2 separate regions of the Homo sapiens genome follow, and region 1 is linked to region 2. The links are chromatin contacts, found by Hi-C or POLR2A ChIA-PET in ENCODE. All regions are on one chromosome and are shown on one strand. The core of a region is the stretch at or near the end of the contact, and the rest is flanking DNA. Distances in the headings are between cores, read along the strand shown.

Region 1 (6,336 bases), core at 29-2,528, 33 kb after region 2:
GTGGAGACGGCCACCCCATGCTAAGGTTGCCAAGGGTGATGAATGACAAACCAAAGCAGAGGCCATTCCCCAACTCCAAGTGAAGAGGAGCAGTCAGACAGCTTCCTGGCCAGCCCATCGGAGTAACCAGGAGAGAAGCATCAGCTCAAATCATTTAACATGTTCAGAGAAACTCCAAGCCTGGAGGGTCAGAAGTCCCAGAAAGTGCGGGCTGTGGAGGAGAGGCTCCCAGAGGAAAAAGAGAAGCAGACAATCACCCTCTCCTTGACTGCATGCTTCTGCCTTGAGCAGGCCACGCTGAGGCAAGTTGACATAAAGTCAAGAGTTCCGATGATTATACTGCATGAGACATATTAATTTATAACATTAGTTTTTCTTGTGGCTGAAAGCAATCAGAATATTTTCTTTCTTATCTTTTTTTTTTGAGATGGAGTTTTGCTCTTGTTGCCCAGGCTGGAGTGCAATGGCGCGATCTCGGCTCACTGCAACCTCCACCTCCCAGGCTCAGATGATTTTCCTGCCCCAGCCTCCCGACTAGCTGGGATTACAGGTACGAGCCACCATGCCTGGCTAATTTTTGTATTTTTAGTAGAGACGGGGTTTCACCATCTTGGCCAGGCTGGTCCTGAACTCCTGGCCTTAAGTGATCTGCCTGCCCTGACCTCCCAAAGTGCTGGGATTATAGGAGTGAGCCACCACGCCTGGCCGCGATCGGAATATTTTTTAACTCTTAGAATTAATGAAAAACTATGGGGTTTGCCCAGGTTTCATACATACATGGGTAAGAACTAGCACCACAGAACATCCATCCGGTGCCTACTCCTCAACACAGATGTAATCTGAATAAATCACTGCAGAGAGCGGTAAGTCCTATGATGAAACAATAGTTCAGATGAGAGATGAAGATGTGAAATCAAGTATATGAGGAAAAGGGGAAAACTTAGGTTTAAAAATCGACGAATTTGGCCAGGCATAGTGGCTCATGGGAGCCTGAGGCGGGAGGATTGCTTAAGCTTAGGAGTTTGAGGCCAGCCTGGGCACAGGGCAAAACCCCGTCTCTACAAAAAATACAAAAAATAGCCAGTTGTGGGAGAGTTAGCGGCCTCCGGTGTGGGAAGGCCACGGAGCCGGGCCGGAGACATGGCCCGGGGGCCCGGCCAGCTAGGCAGGCCTCGCCCCGATACGGTCGCCATGCCCAAGAGAGGAAAGCGACTCAAGTTCTGGGCCCACGACGCCTGCTCTGGACAAGTGACTGAGGTGGATTACGCCAACTCGGATCCAGCGGTCGTGAGGTCTGGATGAGTCAAGAAAGCCTTAGCCAACGCTGTTCAGCAGGAAGTAAAATCTCTTTGTGGCTTGGAAGCCTCTCAGGTTCCTGCAGAGGAAGCTCTTTCTGGGGCTGGTGAGCCCTGTGACATCATCGACAGCGGTGATGAGACGATGCCCAGGAGGAAAGCATCTGTGAGAGAACTGTCTCCAGAAAAAAGAAAAGCAAGAGGCACAAAGAAGAACTGGACGGGGCTGGAGGAGAAGAGTATCCCATGGATATTTGGCTATTGCTGGCCTCCTATATCTGTCCTGAGGACATTGTGAATTTTTCCCTGATTTGTAAGAATGCTCGGACTGTCACTTGCACTGCTGCCTTTTGGACAAGGTTGTACCGAAGGCACTACACGCTGGATGCTTCCCTGCCTTTGCGTCTGCGACCAGAGTCAATGGAGAAGCTGCGCTGTCTCCGGGCTTGTGTGATCCGATCTCTGTACCATATATGTATGAGCCATTTGCTGCTCCAATCTCCAAGAATCCAAGCACCCCCAGCACATTAAAGAATTCCAAATGCTTACTTTTCTGGTGCAGAAATATTGTTGGGAACAGACAGGAACCAATGTGGAAATTCAACTTCAAGTTAAAAAAACAGGTTAAAGAGCAAGTGTACAGGAGGATTGCAGCCCCCTGTTCAGTACGAAGATGTTCATACCAATCCACACCGGGACTGCTGCCTACTGCAGGCCACCACCCTCAATTTCATCTTCATTCCGATTGTCATGAGAATGATATTTACTCTCTTTACTATCAATGTGAGCAAGGACATACGGCATCATTGAGTGAGACTGGTGTTTCAAGATTCCCCTGTCCATGGTGGTCGGAAACTGTGCAGTGAACAGGGTGTGCAAGTCATCCTGGACCCAGTGCACAGCTTTCGGCTCTTTGACTGATGGCACCCTCAGTACCCATTCTCCCTGAGAGCGTAGTTACTGCTTCCCATCCCTTGGGGGCAGCCCCGATTCTAGTCCATTAGTAATCAGATTCCAGTTTGGACAGGGCGGCTGGATTATATATCTGGTTAGTAATGTACATGCTCTTCAGGTTCTAGGGCTCCTGTTAGGGGAGGGAGAAATGTTGAATCAAGAGGGAAAACAACTACTATGATTTATAAACATATTTTAATGTAAAAATTTGCATTAAAAAAATAGCCAGTTGTGGTGTCGTGTGCCTGTAGTCCCAGCTATTTGGGAGGCTGAGGTGGGAGGATTGTTTGAGTCTGGGAGGACCAGGCTGCAGTGAGCCGAGATCGCCCCAGTGTACTCTGGCCTAGGCAGCAGAGTGAGATCCTGTCTCAAAGAAAGAAAGAAAAAAATGGACAAATTTGAGCAGCAGATTAGATGTGGGAAGTAACAAAGAAGGAGACATCAGAGATGACTTTAAGTGTCTAATTTGGGAGATCAGGTGACTGATTGTCATTAACAGCTGAAGGAAGGAGGGAGGAGCAGATATTGGTGGAGGAAAGGAAGATACAAAGTTTTTTTTTTTTTTTTTTTTGAGACGGAGTCTCGCTCTGTTGCCCAGACTGGAATGCAGTGGTGCGATCTAAGCTCACTGCAAGCTCCGCCTCCCGGGTTCACAACATTCTCCTGCCTCAGCCTCCTGAGTAGCTGGGACTACAGGCACCCGCCACCACGCCTGGCTAATTTTTTGTACTTTTAGTAGAGACGGGGTTTCACTGTGTCAGCCAGGATGGTCTCCATCTCCTGAACTTGTGATCCGCCTGCCTCGGCCTCCTAAAGTGCTGGGATTACAGGCATGAGCCACTGCGCCTGGCCCCTCAAAGTTTTGTTTTGGACATGCTGAGTTTGAGGTGCATGTGTCACAGAAGGGTCAGAAGCCAGGAAACAGTTGGAAGTGCAGCCTAGAGCTCAGGTGACAATTCGGGTGGAATAGCTTTTTAAATTTTCAGGACATTGGCCAGGTGTGGTGGCTCACGCCTGTAATCTCAGCACTTTGGGAGGCTGAGGCAAGCGGATCACCTGAGGTCAGGAGTTTGAAACCAGCCTGGCCAACATGACGAAACCCCGACTCTCCTAAATATACAAAAATTAGCCGGGTGCGGTGGCGGTCACCTGCAATCCCAGCTACTCAGGAGGCTGAGGCAGGTGAATTGCTTCAACCTGGGAGACGGAAGTTGCAGTGAGCCGAGATTGAGCCACTGCACTCCAGCCTGGGCAACAGAACAAGACTCCATCTCAAGAAAATAAATAAATAAACAAACAAATAAATAAATTTTCAGGACATGGATAGCAAGGGAAGCACAAAGCTAGATAAAATCACATAGGGAGAAAGAGCATAGGGTGAGAAAAGGGCTTGAGAATGAATCAACATTTAATGGTTAGTGGAAGGTGCCAAGGCAACTATAAAGGAGAAGGTAGAAAGATCTAGAGAAAAAGAGAACATGTAATCACACAATCAATACAAGAAATGAGTGAGGATGTCTGAGCCACACAACCACTCCTTTCAGTAGTACAAACAAAATAAATATTGGTGATGGCGGATCCAATAGTAATAAGGTGCTGTTTTTCATAACATGTTAGCTAACACTCTTGACCAACTGATAAGGAATGTTGCCTGAGCAAATGGTGAACTTGCAGCTTACCTTTGCCTGGTGATTCCTTGAAATGTGTGACTTGAACTTGCAAGGTAATTGGATCGGGTTCGGCTTTGGACCATCGTTCGGAATGAAGTGAACTGTTGACTTCTGGATCATTTATAAGATCCCAAATACCTTAACATGGTGCAGAAGGCCCTTCCTGCTGTGGCCCCTGACTCTTTTCTAATCTTATCTCTCACTGTTTCCCTTGCTCATCCTACCCTTCAAGCAATCCAATTACTTGAATATGCCAAGTGCTCCCTCACGCCTGCATGGCTTTCACTATGCTGTTTCTTCAGCTTGGAATACCAGTCTCTGGTCTAAAACCCTTTGCCAACTTCCCCTAGTCTTGGAATCATTTCAAATCTAATTGTGCGCAACACTATCTTTACCTACTGATGAAGGGAAACAACCTCACAATAGAGCTTCACACTACTTAAACTCCCCGTGAGAGAAAGAGTTAAAATCTTAGCGAAACCCCAGCTTTTTACAATTTTGCTGGACACTGTGTCCTATTTGATATGCATGCTATCAGCCCATTTGACCAAAGCCAGATTTTTTTTTTTTGAGATGGAGTCTGGCTCTGTCACCCAGGCTGGAGTGCAATGGCATGATCTCAGCTCACTGCAACCTCTACCTCCCGGGTTCAAGTGATTCTCGTGCCTCAGCCTCCTGAGTAGTTGGGATTACAGGTGCGCGCCACCACTCCCATCTGATTTTTTTGTATTTTTAGTAAAGACGGGGTTTTGCCATGTTGCCCTGGCTGGTCTCGAACTCCTGACCTCAGGTGATCCACCCACCTTGGCCTCCCAAAGTGCTGGGATTACAAGCGTGAGTCACCATGCCCCACCTGAAGCCAGACTTTTGAACTTACTCACTTCTAATCGTGTTTCTCCCTATTTGTGAAATAACATGAAATCCTTCTCCACGCCGGGCGCGGTGGCTCACGCCTGTAATCCCTGCATTTTGGGAGGCCAAGGCGGGCGGATCACGAGGTCAGGAGATCGAGACCATCCTGTCTAACACGGTGAAACCCCGTCTCTACTAAAAATATAAAAAATTAGCCGGGCGTGGTGGTGGGCGCCTGTAGTCCCAGCTACTAGGAGGCTGAGGCAGGAGAATGGCGTGAACCCGGGAGGCAGAGCTTGCAGTGAGCTGAGATCATGCCATTGCACTCCAGCCTGGGCAATAGAGGGAGACTCTGTCAAAAAAAAAAAAAAAAAGAAATCCTTCTTCCCTACCTCAGTTTCATGAAAACCTTCCCCTTCTTCACCTGTATATCACAAAATCCCTCCTCCCCTGAGTGTCACAAGACAGTTCTCAGCCAGGATTTTTTTTTTTTTGGTCAGCCAGGATTGAAAAAAAAAAAAAAAAGAAGTAAAAGAATGCTTGTCACATGACCTCTGTTGTTTCTTCCTTAAAATTCATAACCTCAGTCTAATCATGAGAAAACATCAGAAAAATCCAAATTGAGAAATAGTCTACAAAATACCTGGCACTCTTCAAGAGTGCCAAGGTCGAGAAAAACAAGGAAAGACTGTGAAACTGTCACAGATTAAAGGGGACTAAAGAGATATGACAAATGATGCAATGTGGTATCCTGGAACAGAGAAAAGAATATAGTGGAAAAACTGGAGAAATTGGAAGAATCTGAGTTTAGTGGAATAGTTAATAGTATTGTACCAGGATCAATCTTTTATTTTTGAGAAACGTACTGTACCATGGTATGTAAGATGTTAACATTAAGAAAGCTAAAAGAAAGCCGATAATCTGACGTATTAAAATAACTAAGGTGTGGCTGGGCATGGTGGTTCACGCCTATAATCCTAGCACTTTGGGAGGCCAAGGTGGGCAGATTGCTTGAGCCTAGGAGTTCAAGACCAGCTTAGGTAAAATGGTGAAATCCCCACTCTACAAAAAATACAAAAATTTAGCCAGGCTGGGTGGTGTGTGTCTGTAGTCCCAGCTACCCAGGAGGCTGAGGTGGGAGGACCACCTGAGTCCAGGAGGTCAAGGATGCAGTGAGCCATGTTTGAGCCACTGTACTCCAGCCTGGGTGACAGAGTGAGACCCTGTCTCAAAAATAAAATAATATAATATAATAAAATAATTAAGACGTGAAGGTCACCCGGCTTTTAGGTGGTGATCAGCCCCCTTCTTTCTTCCTTAGTTCTTGGTAATGACAAGTCCTGACATTAAAAATCTAATTTCCACACTACCTCTTTGACTATATCTCAGGCCATCTTGCCTTTCATGGATCCCACCCTCATCATCTGGCCTTCTAGTTCCCAGGACAATCTGAAGCTGGCTCCACTGCAGGGTCCTTGTGCTTGCTGTTTCCCTCTTCTTGGAACCTTTCCCCGCTCCCTCTTTGTAGAGCTGGCTTCTGTCTTTCAAGTCTCAGCTTCATGTCA
Region 2 (6,243 bases), core at 3,333-5,832:
CCCACCTCAGTCTCCTGAGTAGTTAGGACTACAGGCACGTGCCTCCATGCCCAGCTAATTTTTGTATTTTTAGTAGAGATGGGGTTTCACCATGTTGGCCAGGCTGGTCTCAAACTCCTGACTTTAGGTGATCTACCCGTCTCAGCCCCGCAAAGTGCTGGGATTATAGGCATGAGCCACCCCGCCCGGCCCCTGTGCTTCTGATGTCATATCCAAGAAATCATTGCCAAATTCAATGTCATGAAGCTTTCCCCCTGTGTTTTCTACTAAGAGCTGTATAGTTTTATCTGTTACACTTAGAGCTTTGGTCCATTTTGAGTTAATTTTTGTGTATGGTGTTAGGGAAGGCTCCAACTTCAATCTTTTGCATATGGATATCCAGTTTTCCAGCACCATTTGTTGAGAAGACTGTCCCTTTCCCATTGAATGGTCTTCCCATCCTTGTTGTAAACCATTTGATTATATTAATGTATGTAAGGGCTTACAGTTTATTTTAATTCTTTTTTTTTTTTTTTTTTTGAGACAGGGTCTCACTCTGTCACCCAGGCTGGAGTAAAGTGGTATGATCTCAGCTCATTGCAACCTCTGTTTCCCAGGTTCAAGTGATTCTCCCATCTCAGCCTCCCGAATAGCTGAGACTACCAGCACACGCCATCATACCCAGCTAATTTTTGTATTTTTAGTAGAGACGAGGTTTCATCATGTTGGCCAGGCTGGTCTTGAACTCCTGACCTCAAGTGATCCGGCCACCTTGGCCTCCCAAAGTGCTGGGATTACAGGTGTGAGCCACCGCACCCGGCCAGGGCTTACAGTTTATATCTGTGCTCTCTATTCTATTCTGTTGGTCTATATGTCTCTCTTTGTGCCAGTACCACACTGTCTTGATTACTGTAGCAGCGATTACTATCATTTAAAATCAGAAAGTTTGATACCTCCAACTTCATTCTTCTATTTTAAGGTTGTTTTGGCCATTCGGGGTTTTCTGAGAGTCCATAGGGATTTTAGGATGGATTTTTCTTTTCCTGAAAAATAAACAAACAAGGAAACAAACAGTATTGGGCTTTTGATAAGGATTGCATTGAGTCTGTAGATCATTTTGGGTATATTGACATTTTAACAATATTAAGTCTTCCAATCCATGAGATGTCTTCCTACTTATTTATGTCTAAATCTAAATCTTTCAGCAACATTTTGTAGGTTTTTTTTGTTTGTTTTTGTTTTTTTTTTTTTGGGACAGATTTTTGCTCTTATTGCCCAGGCTGGAGTGCAATGGCACGATCTCAGCTTACCGCAACCTCCTCCTCCCGTGTTCAAGCGATTCTCCTGCCTCAGCCTCCTGAGTAGCTGGGATTACAGGCATGTGCCACCATACCTGGCTAATTTTGTATTTTTTAGTAGAGATGGGGTTTCTCTATGTTGGTCAGGCTGGTCTGGAACTCCTGACCTTAGGTGATCCACCCGCCTCAGTCTCCCATAGTACTGGGATTACAGGAGTGAGCCACTGCACGGGCCTTGTTTCGTTTTTTTGAGACAAGGTCTGGCTGGAGTGCAGTGACACCATCTTTGCTCACTGGTGGCTTACAGGCATGAGCCACCATGCCCAGCTGTAGTTTTCAATATACAAGTGCTTCATCTCTTTGGTTAAGTTTTTTCCTAAGTATTTTATTCTTTGTGATGCTATTGTAAGTGAAATTATTTTAATTTTTTTTGGATTGTTTATTGTTAATGTACAGGAATGCAACTGATTTTTGTATGTCGATTTTGTATCCTGCAATGTTGCTGATTTTATTAGTTCTGTTTTTTTGTAGAGTGTTTATCATTTTCTAAGTGTAAGATTATATCATCTGTGAACAGATGCCTTCATCCTTTCCAATTTGGATGGCTTTTATTTCTTTTTCCTGCCTAATTGGTCCGGTAGAACTTCCAGTACTCTACTGAACAGAAGTGGTGAAAACATGCATCCTTGTCTTGTTCCTGATCTTAGAAGAAAAGTTTTCAGTCTTTCACTATTTAATATGATGCCAGGTGTGAGTTTTTCATATATGGGCTATATTGTGTTAGGTATTGCATTTTTGAAAGGAGTAGCTTTTTGCGGTCATTTTATTTAATTGTATAACCTTTAGTGAGTTACATTGGACAATATGACCGGGCATGTTTTTGATGGGAAACAGAATATGGAGCACATTTTTGGCTTAGGTAATATCATGGTCTGGAAGTTAATGGGCTGCTCTAACCCATATTAGAGTCTGCTGAGGCCAAAATATAAACTGTCCGCGAGACAGATCTACAAAAGAGCAGTGGCTGGTATTGAGGGAATAGATTCATGAATGTAGAAGCCAGGAACGTTCTGGTACATGCCTGATCTCTTCTCCCAGGAGGAAGGGGGAGTTAGCTGTGCTCTGGCAGATTTTTGAGCTGAAAGGGTTGCACGACTGAAAATCTGGAAAATGTTTAGGGGAATCTCCATTTCCCTGGCCTCAGTTATATTCTAGAGTAACACTCCTGTTCTCTCTCCCACTCCTTATCCACTCACTCATCTCTATGAGAAGAGGACTAATTTGCTTGATTGGTGACTTAAGTACAAGGGCCTGGGCACCTTTGCTCAGTTCTTTCCCTGCCGTCTTCCACGATGTTTGCTTGGAGATCATTCTGGCCTTTGCCCTGCTCTGTGGCAAGCTCTGAAGCCTGTTTCACACACATGTTGGATGTCCAGGGATGCCTGTGGCCCAACAGGTAAGTCTGTATTTGTTCAGGGGTAAAATATTGGCAAGTCCTTCTAGATGCACCCTTAAACTATGTTTTCCCATCAGCTTGTTAACAACACTGTCAGCTTTTGATTTATATCTGTCTGCCTCCATTTTCTTATTCCTCCATTGATTCCAGACTTAGGAAAGGCAGAAAAAAGTATTATTTTGGCTTTCTAAGCACTATGGAGTAGTATGCAGCAGTTAAAGAGAAATAAGTAGGCCAGGCGCTGTGGCTCATTCCTATAATCCCAGCATTTTGGTAGGCCGAGGTGGGTGGATCACTTGAGGTTAGGAGTTCAAGACCAGCCTGGCCAACATGGTGAAACCTCATCTCTACTAAAAACACAAAAAATTTAGCAGAGCATGGTGGCATGTGCCTGTGATCCCAGCTACTCGGGAGGCTAAGGCAGGAGAATTGCTTGAACCCGGGAGGCAGATGTTTCATTGAGCCAAGATCATGCCATTGCACTCCAGCCTTGGCAGCAGAGTGAGACTCCATCTGAAAAAGAAAAAAAAGAACTAAATGGCTTCAGAGAAATGTACATGGAAAGGTTTATTGATAAAACATATCTTATTGTTAATTTAAAAAGTCAAGCTGTAAGCTGGGCATGGTGACTCCTGCCTGTAATTGCAGCAGTTTAGGAGGCTGAGGCAGGAGGATTGCTTGAGCCCAGAAGGTCAAGGCTGCAGTGAGCCATGATCATGCCTCAGCACTTTAGCCTGAATGACAGAGCATGATCCTGTTTAAAATATATATATATATTTATATATATTTATATATAAAGAAAAAAATCAAGCTGTAAAAGAAAAAGAAGACAGATATAATATCATCCTATTTATGCTAATAAAAAGCTCCACAAACAATAAAACTCAATATTTCTCTAGTACATTTATGTATGTGAAAACATATAGAAAGTTCAGGAATAACAATGGCTTCTGTATGTTGGATTTGAATTTTTAAAACAGTAGAATATGTCTCTGTAATTTACAGTTAAAAATGAAAAAATCATGTGTGTGAGTAGAGTGTCTGACTAATGGATAGCCCCTTTTGAAGGTTCTGAGGTCTTTTTCTATTATTTTCAGGTTATGAGTTGTGAGATTTTCCCTGATTGGGATTGTAGGAGAGGAGGGATGGATATGCCAGCCACGTGGAACCCAGGGCTGCAGGGTGAATGAAAGCTCCTGCCCTGGGAGCAGATTCTGGGATCCATAATGAGGGCTGAGTGTTGGGCTAGAAAAGCAGACCCCGCATAGGATTGGGGAAGCTGGGCAGGCAGGATTGGGATTGAAGTTTGGGTGCCAGGCTGAATTTGGGAGTTGATTTTTTTTTTTTTTTTTTTTTTTGTATTTTAGTAGAGACGGGGTTTCACCATTTTGCCGAGGCTGGTCCTGAACTCCTGAGCTCAGGCAATCCGCCTGCCTCGGCTTCCCAAAGTGCTATGATTACAGGCGTGAGCCACCGGGCCTGGCCGGGGCTTGATTTTTATTCACTGCTTTCTGTGACATGCACCGGTGGGTTGACTGGGTTTAATGTATAGAATTGGGCCAGAAAGAACTGTGCTTTTAAGCACAGCTGCTCAATGTCTGCATTTGTGAAGTATCAAAGTACCCAACTAATGTTTGACATGCATAGACTAAATCTGGGGATGCCACCAGAGCGAGGACACTATTACCTGTCACACAGTCCTGCTGCAGCTTCTTTACCTCACACGGTCCTGCTGCAGCTTCGAGGAGGACTCTGCACCTGCAGATCCTTAAAAAAGCTCTGTCTGGGTGTCCAATGGAAGAGCGGTGAAATGCAAGAATATAACAACTCTCAATTTTCTATCGTCCTTTACCTCCACCACGAGAGGGCGCATGGATTTCGGTCAGAGAAGTGACTTGGGCCTGGGCAGGAGGCCAGGCTGGGATAATTACTTCCAGGTGTGGGGGGCTCTGTGCCTCTTCCCAGAGGCCATAGAAATGAACCCTTCAATTGGCCAAATAGATTATGTCATTTTGACTATTGATTCTCCCCTACGGCTGCTGGTTCTAACCCAAGTTTATAACAGTCACTGCGTTAACAATTGCGTTTAACTCTTGATTGTCCTAGCTTTCATTTGATAATTCTTTGAGCTGGCTGCTGCTTCTTTCTTATGTGTTTACTTTCAGGCCACATCATCAGCCTTCTGCAAATATGGCAAAAACTGAGTGGGAGAGGAGGGTATCATTTGTCCTCAGTTTTGTCACTAAAGACTACATCACAAAAAAGGCCCATCCCTTTGTAAACAGAAAGAAAAGAGAAAAATGGCACAGAAATTCCTAGAAGCAGCATTCCATCTTTTGTTTGTTGGTTTCATTTGTTTCGTTTTGAGGTTGTGAGCAGATGGCCCAGCTGCATCAATAACAGAGTCAGAGCTTACTAGAAAAGAGCGGAGATTTAAGAGAGTGGGTGATGCTAATAGCTCACCCCATCTCCCTTTGCACTATTTCTCCAAGTAAAGACTGCCTCCTGCCTGCATCTGAGCTGCTTGTAAAAATGCAGCTTTCTGGCCTGCATCCCAACCTAAGGAATCAGAATCTGGAATCCTGAATCTGCATTTTTAATAAGTTCCCTAGTTGATTTCTTTATTCTTTTTTTTTTTCTTTTTTGAGGCAGGGTCTCACTCTGTTGCCCAGGCTGGAGTACAGTGGCATGATCCCAGCTCAGCTAAACTCTGCCTCCTGGGCTCAAGTGATCCTCCCACCTCAGCCTCCCAGTAGCTGGAATTACAGGTGTGCGCCACCATGCCCGGCTAATTTTTGTATTTTTAGTAGAGACGGGGTTTCACCTTGTTGCCCAGGCTGGTCTCAAACTCCTGGCCTCCAGTGAACCACCTGCCTTGGCCTCCCAAAGTGCTGGGATTACAGACATGAGCCACCACACGTGGTCCCCTAGTTGATTTCTTATGGCTATACATTACATTTGAGATTAGAGGTAAGCCTCCTGGGGCGAGGCAAGAGGGGAGATGTGACACCCAGGGATAATATTTCTGCACCAGGATTCAGGCAGGACCTTACCCCGAGACAAAGGTCACATAGCCCAGGAAGCTGCCCTGTGGAAAACAAAGCAGCCAGTAGCTGGGCCTGAGGATGGACAGGAGAGGCTGTGAAGCTACAGAAGCCGGATTCAGCCCCACTGGGAGCTACAGAAGCTGGACTCAGCCCCACTGGGAGCTACAGAAGCTGGACTCAGCCCCACTGGGAGCTACAGAAGCTGGACTCAGCCCCACTGGGAGCTACAGAAGCTGGACTCAGCACTGCTGGGAGCCATCTAGATGGAGAAATGGAAACTCTGGAAGAGAATCTGAGGATTCCCTGCTCTTTGCCACTTAGAAACACCCAGAAACCCCAAGTGCAATGCCCAACAGTGTTGATTCTATCTGCAGAGCACCTCTGAAAAATTACTTTCCATAGTGCGGGAAAACTCCTTAGTCGCACTTCCTAGAGTTTCACCAAATACAGCTTGATTCGTGTG

The links. Hi-C counts contacts between places; a loop is a spot of excess contacts on that map. ChIA-PET counts read pairs that join two places held with the same protein, here RNA polymerase II (POLR2A). Pooled maps may share reads with other maps.
Region 1: a map of HepG2 shows a loop between it and region 2 (9-fold over the local background). The contact joins two enhancer-like sites. A Hi-C loop is called at or near these places in 9 of 168 maps with a recorded cell type or tissue (CD4-positive, alpha-beta T cell, CD4-positive, alpha-beta memory T cell, Caco-2 and 4 more), 22 of 37 single-sample maps with no recorded cell type and 15 of 50 pooled maps. POLR2A ChIA-PET finds 5 or more read pairs at or near these places in 19 of 52 experiments (A549, A673, AG04450 and 15 more).

The regions. Positions count from the first base shown.
Region 1 is chr5:32,521,618-32,527,953 of GRCh38, forward strand. The region is part of intron 2 of LOC124900954 (a long non-coding RNA gene); the gene reads left to right. It also overlaps the pseudogene TMEM183AP2. Among named protein-coding and RNA genes, the nearest start is that of SUB1, 61 kb to the right of the region's middle. Within about 2 kb of position 1,279, at least 2 of the 41 ENCODE cell types and tissues checked have a DNase peak (open chromatin) inside an H3K27ac peak, as active enhancers do.
Region 2 is chr5:32,485,294-32,491,536 of GRCh38, forward strand. No RefSeq gene overlaps it. Among named protein-coding and RNA genes, the nearest start is that of ZFR, 44 kb to the left of the region's middle. Within about 2 kb of position 4,583, at least 2 of the 41 ENCODE cell types and tissues checked have a DNase peak (open chromatin) inside an H3K27ac peak, as active enhancers do.